Regions from separate parts of the Mus musculus genome. Here region 1 is linked to region 2. The links are chromatin loops, found by intact Hi-C in ENCODE. Cell type or tissue: gastrocnemius. All regions are shown on one strand.

Region 1 (8,000 bases), 74 kb after region 2:
GTGGGTTGGGAGCTCAGGCTGGTGTCAGGTGCCTGTTGCCATGGATCCTGGGGATCACAGCAGTGAGGCGGCCACTGCTGCCCCAGGACCTGGAGAAGCCGACAGCCATCGCCTACCGCATGAAAGGTGGGGGCCAGCCAGGTGGAGGTGGTGGCAGTACTTCTGAAGATACCTCCCGGAGACCCCCGGAACCCAAGCTCAAGCCCAGTCAGTGCCTCCTAAGCGTGCTTCTGGGCTAGGGGCGGGCAGTGCACAGGGGAGCTCTTGCTTCCTCAACACCTGTGCCCACCTGTGTCCTCTGCCTGGCCCCGCAGTCCCAGGCCTGGATGCCTCCACACTGGCTCTGCAGCAAGCCTTCATCCACAGGCAGGCTGTGCTACTGGTGAGTGGGGACGGAGCACAGGGTGTGTGTGCGTGTGTGTGTGCGTGTGTGTGTGCCCGCGTGCGTGCACACATGCGCACGAACATACACACCAGTGTGTACTCAGAAAGAGGTCCACCTGGTCACCATGGTCACCTATTCCCAGGCCCGGGAGATGACCCTGCAGGCTTTGGCACTTCAGCAGCAGCCTCTGAGTGCAACCTCAAGACCTCAGCTCCCAGAGGTGAGCAGAGCTTCCCGGGATAAACAGGAATACTGTGATAATCCATGAGTTTACTGTGCCTTTCTGAGGCCAGGAATCCTGTAGTCCACTTTGGGTAGAGATGGGGTGCATGGGTTTAAGCCAGTTTTTCCTGGATGGCCACCTCATGGCCTGTTCTTCACAGAGACCCCTAGCACCAGAGGCACGGCCGAAGACTGTAGTAGGCACTGGCCCCCCAGCCAAGCCTGTGCTGGTGCGTCCGACTCCACAGTCGTGGGCTCCGGGCTCTGTGGCAAAGGCCCCGAAGATACCTAGCAAGCCCGTGGCTGTCCCAATCCTAGCTCAAGATTGGACTGCTCCAGAATCCAGTGAGTGTCCATCCAAGTCCAGAGACTTCCCAGAGAAGCCAGGGTGACTGGGCCCTATGGCCTCACCTGGCAACCTGTCCTCACAGTTTCGGCTTCCCCTGAGCTGGTTCGGTATTCCACACTCAACTCAGAGCACTTCCCACAACCCACACAGCAGATCAGAAGCATCATCAAGCAATACAAACAGCCACCCTGGGCAGGACACCCTGAGGCCCGCAGGTGGGTCCAGCCATCAGCCCTCAGCTTACCTTCAGCAGCACTGTCCTAGGCGCATCACCACTCAGGATGGTCCCCTGGGCAACCAGAGGCTCAGGCTGACATGGTCACAGTTATGCTGAACAGCCTCAGCTCCTTTCTGGTGCTTATTTGTATTGGTGTCTAGGGGAGGGGGGCCCCACTTTGGGGATGTGGATAAGGGGATACCTTGTATCTAACCTGCCATGGGTCACCTGCCAGGACGGATGGTGGAAAGGTCTTCAGGAGGCCACCTGACCCCCATGAGGAGGCCCTAATGATTCTGAAGGGACAGAAGACTCAACTAGCAGTAGTGCCTGGCACTCAGGTAAAGAGTGGGTTGGGTACCTCATAGGGATAGAGGCCTCAGAAGCCAGCTACCCTCTCAGCATGGCCCTAGGCCTCCCCTTCATGGCCTGCTTACTGTTCCCTGAGTGCTCTCTTTGTGATGGGACAGGTGTCCAGAGAGGCTGTGGCCATGGTGAAGCCGGTGACCAGTGCTCCAAGGCCATGCATGGGGCCCACTCCAGGTGAGGACCACAGGATGGAACATGCCAGAGGTGTCCAAGTGAGTGAGTGAGCCTGTGAGCATGGGGGTGGGGGGGTGTCTCTGGGGCTGTGTGTGTCTCTGAGTCAAAAGTACACACTGTGTCATTATAGCATCACCCCTTAAATCCCTGGTGTCAGGCCAGCCCCACCTGGGCTTCTGTGACTCCTATAGAAGCTCATCAAAACAATACTATGTCCATACCTGTTAAAGGTAGGGAGACAGAGGCACAAAGATGTTTAATGGCTTCCAAAGGTCATACAACTTGAAAGTATCAGACCAGAGGTATAAACCTTTGTGCTAAAAGAGAAGCCCTAATCAGGCAGTGACCCTAAAACATGAGTCAGCTCCTATCACGTCTCTGACAAGAGCTCCTATAATGAACACCAATCTCTTCATTGTGATCCTGACCATCCTGTGTTATTCATCTGCCCTGTCCCATGGCCTTTCCTCTCGACTCCTTCCTCTTGGCACATTCGGTTCCTGTAACTAACACACCAAACTTGCCCCTACCTTGAGACCTTTGCACAGCTGTCTCCTCCAAGAGGAGGCATCTCTGGGCACTTGGCTCCTTCGTGCCCATCAATCAGGTGCCAGCTCAAGTATCACTTCAGAGAGGTTTGTCCAGCCCACCTGAATCACCCTGCTGTACTTCCACAATACCTCCTGTCACCACCATCAGCTGCCCCTCGTAGTCCCGCCTTTCCTGCTGGGTCCCAAGAAACCCCATATACTCTCTGCCCCTGCCCTCCACAGTGCAGCCTTCAAGGTCGCTGGAGCCTCCAGAGGATCCTGTGCAGACACAGCTGCACCGCCTAGTCAACCCCAACTTCTATGGCTACCAGGACATCCCCTGGCGGATCTTCCTGCGCAAGGAGGTGCAAGGAGCAGGCCAGAGGATGAGCTAAATAAATATGGGCAGAACTAAATATGTACAGAGCTATCTAGGGAGCCTGGGCAGGGGAACCGTGAAGAATGGGAATGGGGCTGGAGCTAGGGTAAGAGTCAGCCAGGGGCTGCATCTGGGGGTGAGGTCCAATCAAAAGGATGGGTAACCCATGAGTAACTAAGGCCTACCTACACAGGTATTTTACCCCAAGGACAACTACAGTCACCCTGTGCAGCTAGACCTCCTGTTCCGGCAGGTGAGGCCTTCTTCTTCCCTCCCACCTCAGGGTCTGTAAATTTGGGAGCTGCTTTACTGATTCCCCTGCCCCCAACTACCATAAACAAAGTTAGCAAGGCCACATGTCCATCTGATAAGTCACAGTTCAAAATATGTTCATGCCTGTAACCCCAGCACCCAGAAGGTGGAGGAAGAAGCACCAGGAGTTTTGATATAAGGCCCTGTATCAACAAATCAAAAAACAAAACAAAAAACCAGTCACTCTGGGTTCAGTAGGGCCTAGAGGTCAAATCCCAGCCTCACTGAACACATGTGAACACACAAGGCCTGGGAAAGGCAGAAAGGGTTAGGAAGATGACCGTGTGAAGGCTCGGATAACGAAGGCAACCCAGTTTACAGATGACACTAGTGCTGCAGAGCAGAAACCCCTTCCCACGAACCCAGACATAGACCTCAGTGCCTGGCAGGGGCACTCATTGGCCAGCTGCCGGGACACACTTCTTCCTGCAGATCCTGCATGACACATTCTCCGAGGCTTGCCTGCGCATATCTGAGGATGAGCGGCTGCAGATGAAGGCTCTGTTTGGTACCTTGGGGAAGGGAAGGGATGCTGGTGGGCTGTCAACCAGATTGGGGGCCAGCCCTCATCTGGAAGAAGGCTAAGGGCACACCCAGGCCTCTTGCCTCCCACACGTGCCTGTCCTTATTCAGCCTCCCCAGGCTGCAGTTCCTGGAAGCCAGCGACATGTATCATACAGTACGGCCCTTGTATCTATCTGTGGCTTCCCCTGGTCAGACAGCTCATTGTGATGCCAGCCTTTCACCCCCCACCCCACCCCAACTTCTGGAATGGGAGCTGTCAAGGAGGGAAGAGGGTCTTGAGCAGGATTGGTCTTTCTTAGCCCAGAACCAGCTGGACACACAGCGACCTCTGGTAACAGAAAGTGTGAAGCGGGCCGCCATCAGCATGGCCCGAGACAGCTGGGAGATCTACTTCTCTCGCCTCTTCCCGGCAATGGTAGGAGTCCCTGAACACCCCTTCCCGCCTGCCCGGAGCAGCCAGGGAGAATAACGGAAGGCCTCACCAGGCTCACACTTCCTAGGGCAGTGTTGGCACCGGCGTGCAGATCCTAGCTGTGTCTCACACTGGCATCAAGCTCCTGCAGATGGTCAAGGGCAGCAAGGAGGCCAGCAGGCGGCTCCGCGTCCTGTGTGCATACAGGTGATGCCAGGCACATGCCAGCCCAGCCTGCAGAGCTGGTAACTCTGAGGGGTAACTGCTGAGATCAACCAAATCCCTGGGCATCTGGGGGAGGAGATGTCCCTAGACCTGAGACCCTGCTGAATGCCCAGACTCCCCACTGGAGTCCCTTTGTCCCTTTCAACATGAGGCCAGGGAAGAGTTTTGATCACTGGCTAGGGGAGAGCTCTTTGCTCTGAAGGATGAAATGGAGAAAACTGGGCCAACGGAGGAGACAAAGATATTGTGTGGGCATAGTTTGGTTTTGTGGTTGGACTGTGGGGCTGGAATATGGTACAAAGATTTTAAGAGATACGCAGAATCCGCCGGGCGTGGTGGCATACGCCTTTAATCCCAGCACTCGGAAGGCAGAGGCAGGCGGATCTCTGAGTTCGAGGCCAGCCTGGTCTACAGAGTGAGTTCCAGGACAGCCAGGGCTACACAGAGAAACCCTGTCTCGAAAAACAAAAAAAAAAAAAAATAAAAAAAATAAAAAATAAAGAGATACACAGAACCCACAGATGGATCAGAGAGGGGAAACAGGAACAGAAAACACCTGTGGAGGAGGGCATCCTCTTAGCCATAAGGTCCTGGTCTCTTGTCACCTTCTCTCCCTCCAGCTTTGCAGACATCCTGTTTGTAACCATGCCATCTCAGAACATGCTAGAGTTCAATCTGTCCAACGAGAAGCTCATCCTCTTCTCAGCCCGGGCGCAGCAGGTCAAGACCCTAGTAGACACCTTCATTCTGGAACTGAAGAAGGTTGGTATTCCTCCATGGGTGTTGCCCACCGCTGCAGTAGACATACCACAGCCTGGCTGGCCAGAGTGTGAATCCACTATTACATGTGCACACCACAGAACATATCCAAAGGCGTCTACCCCAATGAGCCGTGTCTTCCCTCTGCCGTGCCTTTTGCTTTCCCAGCATCTTCTTCACCCCTGCCCTCAGCAGTACGGAATGCATCTCCTCTAAGCCCCCAAGCAATTGTCTCCTCAGAACTGCTTTACCTGCTTTCAGAACCTCCTTCTCTGTCTGCCTCTACACCTTGACAGGACATGCCCCAGGCCCAGCACCCAGCCCAGGAGGATACAGCAGAAGGCTTAGGGAGGGATCAGTGGCACAAGAGTGTGCTCAGCAACCTCGGGCTTCTATCCTGTGTAATGCCTATCTAGAGAACACTCATCACTCCCCCCTGCCCACCTAGGGAATGTGCCTTCTCTGCTGGCTTGGGAGAATGGAAGGAGCAGTAGAAAGGCTGGAAGCACCTGGGACGAAGGCAGTCAGTACATAGCACTCTATTCCTGGTGTTTTCCAGGATTCTGATTATGTTGTGGCAGTGAGGAACTTCCTGTCTGAAGACCCCGAGCTGCTGTCCTTCCACAAGGGTGACATCATCCACCTGCAGAGCCTGGAACCAACTAGAGTGGGTCAGTTCCATGGCTGGGTGGAAGAGCCTGGGAGAAGGGCTTCCCTGGTACGCGCTGATGCAAGCTCCTCCCACAGGCTACAGCGCCGGTTGTGTAGTCCGCAAGAAACTGGTGTACCTGGAGGAGCTGAGGCGGAGAGGCCCTGACTTTGGTGAGTGCTTGCAGATACCCCAAACTTGGACTGCCAGATAGGGGTACTAGTCCAGGTTCCAAACACACTGCAGACACATGATAAGAGTTTATTGGTGCCCCCCCCCCTCCTTGGTCTCCTACGGCGACCTGACAGTGCGAGCCAACAACTCTTCAACCCAATCTCCGCCTGCACATGTGGCTGAGGTGTTTTTCCGAACCTATGGCCTGTTGCTCTTGGCACTCATTCCCAGTACAAACAAAACAAAACAAAACAAACAAAAAACCCACCACAAAGACAAAAAGCGTACTAAGAATGGACCAAGGGAGAGCCCAAACCTTCTTAAAGGACCCGCTCTGTCCCAAAACAAGACCTTCCCGTTTTTCCTTTCCCTGTCCGTAGGCTGGAGGTTCGGGGCCGTCCACGGGCGCGTAGGACGTTTTCCTTCAGAGCTCGTGCAGCCCGCAGCTGCTCCAGACTTCTTGCAGCTCCCGGCAGAGCCAGGGCGGGGCCGGGCTGCCGCGGTGGCCGCCGCTGTGGCCTCTGCAGCAGCCGCACAGGAGGTGGGGCGCCGGAGAGAGGTGAGCCCCAAGGAGGAAACTGTAGGGATGGGGCCATCCGTGGATGCAGCCAATCCTATGCAAGGGACTGGCCTAGAGAGCAGGGGCCTGACTTAGCGTCTTTGCAAGTGAGGAGTGAGGCTCGAGGGTCCAGAAACGTGGCCAGGTGGGAGGTCAGCTCTCACAGGAGGGTCGAGGTGGGGGTGACGATGGGTCTTGGTAACTGCACCTATCCTGCAGGGTCCCCCAGTCAGGGCGCGTTCCGCTGACAGCGGAGAGGATTCCATAGCGCTCCCACCGAGCACAATGCTCGAATTTGCCCAGAAGTATTTCCGAGACCCTCGGAGGCGTCCCCGGTGGGTATAGAGATCCGTCTTCCGCTTCCCCTTCTCTCTCTTGAACTCTGCAGGGTGGATCAGGAAGCCTCTTAGTTTCAGACTCTGGGTGCCTTCCTGTGGGTAGACTGATTGGAAGGGGCCTAGATGTGGCCAAAGGCTGGGATGCAAGACTGGGTAGTGGCACCCATTTGTTGCAGGGATGGCCTCAAGCTGAAGTCTAAGGAGGATCGGGAGTCCAAAACTCTGGAGGACGTGCTTTGCTTCACTAAGGTGCATGTTCTGTGCCTCAGTTTCCTCATCTGTAAGGTGGTGTTGGCAGAAACCTTCTTTCTATCCCCTAGAGCAAATACTTGTCCCCATTGGAAGCCTCTGGCTGACAGCATCTGGAGCCAGGGTTCCTTGCAGCACAGTTGGTGACTGTCCCTATTTTGTGATGTGAGCTCTCCAAGCTGCTGTAATTCAGTCTGAAAGCATGGTGCAGTCCCTCTTCTGTTCTGTCCCCCGCTTCGCTGTGATACAACCCTTTGGTCTCCTCACAGGTCCCGATCCAGGAATCCCTCATTGAACTCAGTGACAGCAATCTCAACAAGATGGCGGTTGACATGTTTGTAGGTGTGTGGGATGTAATACTGTGTGACCTGTGTTTGTTGCCTCTCTTCTTTGGTTCTGAGAGTTGTCTCTTCCCCAAACCCAACGCACTTTGAAGAGAATGGAAGCCTCTCGCTGTCTCAGCAGCAGGCTCCCAGGGAAAGAACGGACTGTGGGGACTCTTGGGATGGGCATCTTGGGCATGGTGGGCCTGAGCAGGATGGGTCTTTCCTACAGCTGTGATGAGGTTCATGGGAGATGCCCCACTGAAGGGCCAGAGCGAACTGGATGTTCTCTGCACCCTTCTGAAGGTCAGTCCCGCCCGAAGCGTTGCCTCATGCTTCTGTCTTGCTCTGTGCCTTTGTTTCCCCCATTGTCAGTTATGGTGCACTGGGAAACCTCTTACGTTGCCCAGAGGGGAATGAATGTATCCTGCTGGTGCAGGGGAGCAGAGAACCTCCAGACCTGGCACAGCAGGAGATTTGGTGTGCCTTTTTTTTTTTTCAGCTTTGTGGAGACCATGAGGTCATGAGAGATGAATGCTACTGCCAGATTGTGAAGCAGATCACAGACAACAGCAGCCCTAAGCAGTGAGTAGCCTGAGACTCAGCCCACTGTGCACTCCCCCATCTCAGAACTTCCCCCTCCTCAGCTGTGTTCCACTTCCCTTCCTCCCTGCTTTATGTTTTGGGAGTTGCTTGGTCGAGAGCATGGCATTTCTCCTCTTTCTTCCTCTATGAAAAAGGCAACCCCATTTCAGTGTCAGAAATTCTCATTTTCAACTCCTAGGATGCCATATCGGTTCTTGGTTCCATGCAACAGAAATCCAACTCAGAGTGGTTTGAGCAAAAAGCA
Region 2 (8,000 bases):
TGAGTTTGGGGCCAGCCTGGTCTACAAAGTGAGTTCCAGGACAGCCAGGGCTACACAGAGAAACCCTGTCTGGAAAACCCAAAAAAAAAAAAAAAAAAAAAAGACCCTGTCTCAAAATAAACAAAATCATAATGGAAGGAAGATACTAGAGAGATGGCTCAATGGTTAAGAGCACTAGCTGATCTTCAGAGCACTGAGGTTTGGTTCCTAGCACCCACATGCAGCTCACAACCATCCTTAACTATAGTTCCAGAAGATCCAGCACCCTATTCTGGCCTCTGCAAGTACCAGGCAGACATGTGACACACAGACATCTGTATAGGCAAAACATCATACACATAAAATATAAATGTGTCTAAAGAGATATGTAACCTTTAAAATAAAATATTCTATGGACTTTTGGGCCTATATAGTTCTTGCCAAAGATGGATTAGTGTAGTTTTTTAACTTAGATTAGACTTCCATTTAGGAAAATATTCATATCTGTATGAGAAACCCAACCCAGCACTGTTAGTGTAGGAGTTTGAGGTTTTGGAGGATGTTAGATTTGTATATTTCTAAGTTCACTGTTAAAAAATAAAATGGGGCCAGGCGTGGTGGCGCATGCCTTTAATCTCAGCACTTGGGAGGCAGAGACAGGCAGATTTCAGAGTTCGAGGCCAGCCTGGTCTACAAAGTGAGTTCCAGCACAGCCAGGGCTATACAGAGAAACCCTGTCTCAAAAAACAAAAACAAAAACAAAACAAAACAAGAAATGAAATGGGATAGATGTGGAGCTGGGTAGATGGTTCTGTAGGTAAAATGCCTACTAAAGACCTGAATTCAGATCCCCAGCACCTGTGTTTAAAAAACAAAGGACGGTCATGATCATGTAAGTCTGTAACCCTAGTGCAGCCAGGATGGACACTAACAGATCACTGGGACTCACTGCCAGCCCGTCCACTAGCTGGTGAGCCCCATCTCAGAAGAAACGGTCACTCCAGCCTCCACACCCATGCATGTGCACATACTCACACACAAAAGAGAAAGAACAGACTGTGCATGTAGCTCAGTGGTAGAACACTTGTGCACACCGGGTCCTGGAGTCCACAAATTAATAATAAAAGCACACAGTAGTGTCACAACAGGCCTCTTCAGTGTGTCCCCTGAGTCACAGGTTGTGCAGTGTTGTTTAAGAGGGTTTTTGCACTTACAGAAGTGAAAAAACTATCAGTGTGGCTCTATTATTTTAATTTTATTTATTCAAAGTATGCGGGTGTTTTTCCTACATATATGTCTGTGCACCACATGTGTACCTGATGCTACAAGGCCAGAAGAGGGCATCAGATCCCCTGGGACTGGAGTTACATACAGTTGTGAGCCACCATGCAGGTGCTGGCAATGAAACCTGGACCTCTGATGAAGTAATACATGTTCAACTGCTGAACCACGTCTCCACTCTCATCTTTTTTTCCTTAACGACTATAACAGCTCAGCTTTTGAGGTGGCATCTTTATGAATGGTTGTGATTTTGTATTGCACACATGGTTTGCATATTTTTCCTTATATAAATTGTTCTTAATCCATGTGACAGAATTAACTGTCTTTCTAGCATATCTGAAAATTTTCTTCCAGAGATATTTCTAGTCCTGGAAACTTCAAGAATAGATATAATGCCAGTTATGGTGGCACATGCCTTTAATTCTAACACTTGGGAGGTAGAGACATGCTGATCTCTGTGAGTCCATGACCAGCCAAGGACACACAGTGAAACCCTGTCTCAACCAAAAAAAAAACAAAAGGTAGCAAGGGAGCTTGAGGATCCATGAAGGGTTGGCCCAAGGTCAAGGGAGATTCAGCTCTGTATACTAACTCTGGAGCCTTTGCTGGGATACACCCCAGAAAACAGCGTAACTTGTATTCTGCTTTGACTGTAGAGAATTCAGAGTTTACTTGTAGTAGACAATACTGGTAAGAGACCCGAACATAGCCAGTGAGGTCAAAGAGAAGTTTTTTCCTCTGGCAAAGTCTTCAAAACCCTAGAGCCTCTTCACTATCTAAGCAGCTAAATTCAGGTTTATGTCCATAGCCTGTTGACAGATCAGTAGATCTAACAGTTGTTTTGTTGTGTTGATTTTGTCAAAGTATTAGAAAAACGTATAGCAAGATTGGTTACCTCTGAGAGGTGAAAATAGGCAGGAAGCAAGAGAGCAATCACACCTTTGGGAAGCCTGAGGTCCTAGGTTCCATTAGCAGGACCAAGGTAAAATGCTCACTCAGTGTCTCTGTGGAGCTTAGTGGGAGGGAAATCACTCAACATGTGTGGAGCCCTGGGTTCAGAGCCAGGCATACTACCAACAAACAACAAACAAACCAGAAATGCACGTTTAATGTCTTGTTGCTTTTGCTATAGGAATATCCAACCCTTACAACCTTCTTTGAAGGAGAAATAATAAGCAAAAAACACCCTTTCTTAACTCGGAAGTGGGACGCAGATGAAGACGTGGATCGGAAACACTGGGTGAGTAAGGCTGTGTGCTCTGCCCTGGCAGTAGAAGACATCTGGAGATGGCAGGCCTGAACCCCGGGCCTTGTCCCCAGGAGGAGTTACTCAGAACTTATTCCTACACAAGCCATAGTTGCTCCAGGTCTAGCAACCCTTTTCTTAACTTATCAGGTAATAAGAACAATCCTTCAGTTCCTCACAGTTTTGTGTGGCTGTTAGAACCCAGGCAATCTCCCCTGTTCTGCCCATCTTTTATCTACTGTTCCTTTCTAGTCAGCTCTGTATAGTGGAACCCCATGGAGCAGGTAGCAGTTGCCCCTCGTGTCTGGATGGTCTGCAGTAGAGCTGTGGTTGATGAACCCCTGCAAAGGCAAAGTGTGTTGCATCTTTCTGTTCATCCCAGTAGACTGAGGGTAGGCCTTACCTATTCCATCCAGACCCTCCTGAGAAATTCAGATTCCTGTCCTGAGTGCTCCATGTGCAGTTTCCTCATTCTCAACACTGAGTATGTCAAAATAACTCAGTTACTGCCCTGGGGTCTTTTCCCTGGTTTATGTTTTGGTCTTTACCCAAGTCTTACATCTTCACAGTTTCGGTTTTTTTGTCCTGTCACACCAGCCTTTGACTTAGATTGTGGGGTGGGTAGGAGTGTGTGGGTTGTTGTTTGTTTGTTTGTTTGTTTGTTTTGAGATAGGATCTTGCTTTGTAATCCAGATTGGCTTGAAAATCTTAGTGGTTTCTCTTGCCTCTGCCTCCCAGGCACTGCCAACATCCTCAGCTGGTTTCTGGAGTTGAGAGAAGGTCTTGCTATGCTTGCCATCAGTTTATGCTGTAGGATAACTACCTGTTCTACCACTTTCCTGTTAGTGACACTTACAGCTCCGGTCACCAAGTCCGGGTTCCATATGCTTTATATCCTTATGACAATATTTATGACTTAACATATCAAACTATATTATAGTGTTTTGATTCCTGTGCATATTAAAATTTTACTGTTGGCCTTTTATTTCATTTTTTACAAAGTATATGCTTATTTAAAAATACTAGACAGAAAAAATGCGTAACGACAATACATAGCACTAAGGCAGATACAAACTTCATTTTACCCTCTTTTGGGTCCTTTTGTATCTGAGTTTGCATTTTGTATATTCAGCTGATTGTAGATTGAAAATGTTTGGGGAAAGTAACTCATTGATTCTCCTTTGCAGTACAAGAAAATGCTAGTAAAAAATATTCTCTCTCATGCTGAGGAGATGACTCAGCAGTTAAGGGCACTTACTGCTCTTCCAAAGAACTCAGGCTCAGTTCCCAGCACCATGTGGCAGCTTACAACTGTCTGTAGCTCCAATTGCAGGGGCTATGACACCTCTTCTGGCCTCCTTGACACACATGGTGCACAGACATACATGCAGGTAAAACACCTATACACATAAAAGAAAACTTAAAAACAATATTGCCAGGAGTGATGACATAAGCTTTTAATCTCAACAACCAGAGGCAGAAGCTGGCAGATAAATGTGAGTTTGAGGCCAGTCTGGTCTACATAGTGAGTTCCAGACCAGAGAGGGCTATTCTATAAGACCTTGCCTTTAAAAAAGAAAGTTCCAGGACAGCCAGGGCTATACAGAGAAACCCTGCCTCGAAGGGGGGGGGGGGGGGGGGAGTGTGTCTCTACTCGGCTCTACAAGCTGGTTTTTGTTTTTTTTTGTTTTTTTTTTTTTTGGTTTTTCGAGACAGGGTTTCTCTGTATAGCCCTGGCTGTCCTGGAGCTCACTTGGTAGACCAGGCTGGCCTCGAACTCAGAAATCCGCCTGCCCCTGCCTCCTGAGTGCTGGGATTAAAGGCGTGCTCCACCACGCCCGGCTCTACAAGCTGTTTTTATTTTCACTCTTTTCTGCACAGTACAGTGCAGTTGTCGGTGAGCATCTCTGCTGCAGTTCAGTTCCTTAGAGACAGTTGAGGGCGTGTAGAAGCGTGATGTGTACGGGCCACATACGCATCAACCACCTCATCTGAGGGATACGGTGGCTGGATCTGAGGGATACAGTAGCTGGGGATTTTGGTGTCTGTACAGCGTCCTGGAATCCATCCATTGTCTGGACCAAGAGTTGACTACAGACGTTTAGGGACTTTTTGGTTTGCATTAAATATTTTGGTTTTGTTTGGTTTGGTCTTTTTTTTTTAAAAATAAAACTCCTTTGTTGTTGTTTTTTGTTTGTTTTGTTGGTTGGTTATGTGGTTTGTTAGTTTTTTTGAGACAGGTTCTCTCTGTGTATCCCTGACTGTCTAGAACTCACACTGTAGACCAGGCTGGCCTCAGACTCACAGAGATCCTCCTGCCTCTGCCCCCTGAGTGCTGGGATTAAAGGCATGTGCCACCACACCTGGTGTCTCTCTCTCTCTCTCTCTCTCTCTAAGTTACGTTATTAAGTTACGTTATTAGCCTGTTCCAGTTGCTACCTGAATATCTGGCACAAGCCTCATGTCTAACCATAAGAACCAGCTTTCCTTAACCACTTTTCTCTATTGGACAGGCACTCTTTCAATTTGTTGTCTAGGCAGTCCTTGAACTTGGATTACTCCTGTCTCAGCCTCCCATGTGCTGCAATTATGTATGTCTACTACCATGCCTAGCTCTGGACATGCTGTTACAGAGTGTCCCAGAATGACTCTTCTTTGCTTTTGTTTGGTTGGTTCTTTGCGTTTTGTTTTAGATTTATTATTTTATGTGTCTTGAATGTTTTGCCTGCATGTATGTGTGTGGGTGCTGGGAACCAAACCTGGGTCTTTGCTTATGCAAGAGCAAAAATTTCCTTAACCACTGAGTCAACTCTCTAGTCCTATTCATTTTATGTCTGCAGATAGATAAGTAGATAGATAGACAGTGTATAGGTTCCTTGTAGGAGGGTGTGGCTATGCATGTACATAGAGCCAGAGGTCGACACCAGATATCTTCCTCTATAGTTCTGCACATTTTTTTGAGGCAGTCTCTCTCTAAACTGAGAGCAACTCTAGCATTGTAGGTGTATACATCCTTCCTGGCTTTTATGTGGGCATTAGGGATCTAAGCTCAAGGTACTTTACCAACTGAGCCATCTCCTCAGTCCCTTTGTTTGTGTTTGTCTTTTGTTTGGGTAAAACAGAACTTCTCTGTTGCCCTGGCTGGTATAGAACTTACTATGTAGACCAAACTAATCTTGAACTCAGGAATCCTCTTGACTCCACCTCCCACGTATACTAGAATTAAAAGTACATACTACCAGCCAGGTGTAGTAGCGCACGCCTTTAATCCAGCACTTGGGAGGCAGAGGCAGGCGGTTCTCTGAGTTCCACGCCAGCCAGGAACCAAAAAAAAAAAAAAAAGAAAGAAAGAAAAGAAAAAAGGAAAGTCACATACTCCCTTGTCCAACACCATTTTGTTTTGTAAGCTATGTATTCTAGGCTGGCGTTGAATCCCTGTGTAGCTGAACATAACACTGTGCTCTTGATCCTCCTATCTCCAGCCTTCCCAGTGCTGGGACTTACCTTGACAGTCCTCGCCCATCCGTATTTTTGTTTTGTTGTGTTTGAGACAGGGTCTCATTATGTAGTTCTGGCTGGCCTGGAACTATGTAGACAAGGTAGGCCTTGAACTCAGAGAGATCTCTACTTCCTGAGGTTTGGGATTAAAGGTGTGTGCCACCATGCCCAGCGCCACTCTATATTTCTTTGCTGAAGTCCCACTAGTCCATTTTTACTTTATATGTTCTGATGGGGTACTCTAGAACTGTGCCCATTCTCACCCTTTAGACCTTATCCACTGGCTGTGTTTACTGGGCACACAATCAAGTAGCTCTTTGTCCATCTAGCTGTCCTCTCATGAGCTCAGACACCCACCTTTCCTTGTATGGATCACTGAGACTCTTCTTTCTGTTGTTTTTAGGGCAAGTTTCTGGCTTTTTATCAGTATGCAAAATCATTTAATTCAGACGACTTTGATTATGAAGAACTGAAAAATGGGGATTATGTCTTCATGAGGTGGAAGGTAAGATTCTGCCCAGGCCATCTCCCGAAACACCCATATGCCAGATTCTAGAGCACCCACACACACTTCTTCTTGCAGGTTATGCCCTCCCCACAGGGACCCTCCATGCTGGTTGCTTAATGCCGTGTCTTCATGACAGGGTACCTACATACTTGTAAGCACCAGTGGTGTGGTAGCTGCAGAGCACACCTTAGTAAACTGGTTATGCTGTTTAGTGGGCAGCAGGCATATTTATGCCAGTAGGCACCGCTGACCAGTATCCTCTTTTTTCACCCAAGAATCCTGTGAGCCTCCAGGCTGAGTCATCCAAGTGTTCTGGGGACTCAGGGAAACTGCTTGAACCTAGTCATCACTGCGTCCTGTTCCTGCCAGGAGCTTAAATGTCATCAGAATGACTGCTCTCCAACCACATCCTCTACCAAGGGCTTCTGCTTCCCACAGCTCAGGAAATGAGGAGCCAGGAGTGGAGCATGAGCCCTTGACTCCCTCTAGGGTTTCAATGGATTGGTCTTTGCCTGAGAGTCCTATGCCTCTCGTGGCAATATGCTGTCTACAACCACATGAATGCAAGTCCACGTAGCATCTCCAGTCCCCATTGTCTGATAAATAAAGGAGACAGAAAGCTACTTCAATATGACAGTATATTACAGTGTTCATAAAGATCAGGCAGCTAGGGCTGGAGAGACGACTCAGCGGTTAAGAGCACTGACTGCTCTTCCAGAGGTCCTGAGTTCAATTCCCAGAAACTACATGCTGGCTCATAACCATCTATAATGGGATCTGATGCCCTCTACTGGTGTGTTTGAAGTCAGCTACAGAGTACTCATGTACATAAAATAAATAAAATTAAAAGAAAAAAGAAACAAAAAAGGTCAGGCAGGTAAAGTACCATTTGCTTGCTGTCTGTGCTTTGTGACTGATCATTTTGGATATGGGCTATCATTTTTTCACTAGACAGTCACTGGATAGCTCACAGCGAGCTTCCCTCTCTAGTCCCTCTGCCATCCAATGTGTATTAGCTCACTCTGTTATCCAGCACCTGCTGAGCCTCCTGCCTCAGCCTTCTCTACAGTGGGAAACATACCAACAAATCCTTGAAAGCACCAGCTCTGATTTTTAGATTATTATTTTTTCCTGTGCTGAGGAAGTAACTCAGGGTTTTCACATGCTAGGCAAATGTTCTACTACTAAGCTAGACCTCAGCCCTAAATTAAACTTTAAAATGATATTTGAAGGTTGAAAAAGGGAGAAAAGAGTGTCCATTAAAAAAAAAAATACTGGAGAAGATGGAGAGTGTTTGTGGTAGAGCATTTGTCTAGCACGCACAAAGTCCTGAGTTTCATCCCAGCATTGAAAATTAAATAAAAAGTTTGTTAAAGCAGTGGATTTGTCTCCAGATAATTTCTCTTTTGTCCGGTCACCTGACGCCCTGGGCTTCTGACTCTGTCTCCCAGAGACCAGGAGCAAGGGCATAGCCTTTCACTGCTTGTT

Evidence for each region. Peaks named below come from ENCODE experiments on the same cell type or tissue, not always from the same donor. Only the 100,000 strongest peaks of a DNase experiment are listed, where the experiment ranks them.
Region 1: a loop joins it to region 2, with 10 times the contacts of the local background. A loop is called at or near these places in 1 of 42 quality-filtered maps.

Annotation. Positions count from the first base shown.
Region 1 is chr11:60,503,473-60,511,472 of GRCm38, forward strand. It overlaps Myo15 (myosin XV), which reads left to right. Exons shown (of 65, transcript NM_001103171.1): 35 at 87-207; 36 at 315-382; 37 at 528-605; 38 at 769-952; 39 at 1,039-1,171; 40 at 1,409-1,514; 41 at 1,644-1,716; 42 at 2,490-2,611; 43 at 2,819-2,878; 44 at 3,370-3,445; 45 at 3,762-3,877; 46 at 3,963-4,081; 47 at 4,720-4,861; 48 at 5,418-5,529; 7 more. It overlaps Gm51901 (a long non-coding RNA gene), which reads right to left and starts at 6,655. Exons shown (of 3, transcript XR_003949693.1): 1 at 5,647-6,655; 2 at 5,368-5,510; 3 at 4,601-4,852. In gastrocnemius, no CTCF peak of the experiment used is centred here; a DNase peak (open chromatin) is centred at 3,998; H3K4me3 peaks cover 1,093 bases.
Region 2 is chr11:60,429,941-60,437,940 of GRCm38, forward strand. It overlaps Gid4 (GID complex subunit 4, VID24 homolog), which reads left to right. Exons shown (of 6, transcript NM_025757.4): 3 at 2,393-2,500; 4 at 6,408-6,509. Among named protein-coding and RNA genes, the nearest start is that of Gid4, 17 kb to the left of the region's middle. In gastrocnemius, no CTCF peak of the experiment used is centred here; no DNase peak of the experiment used is centred here.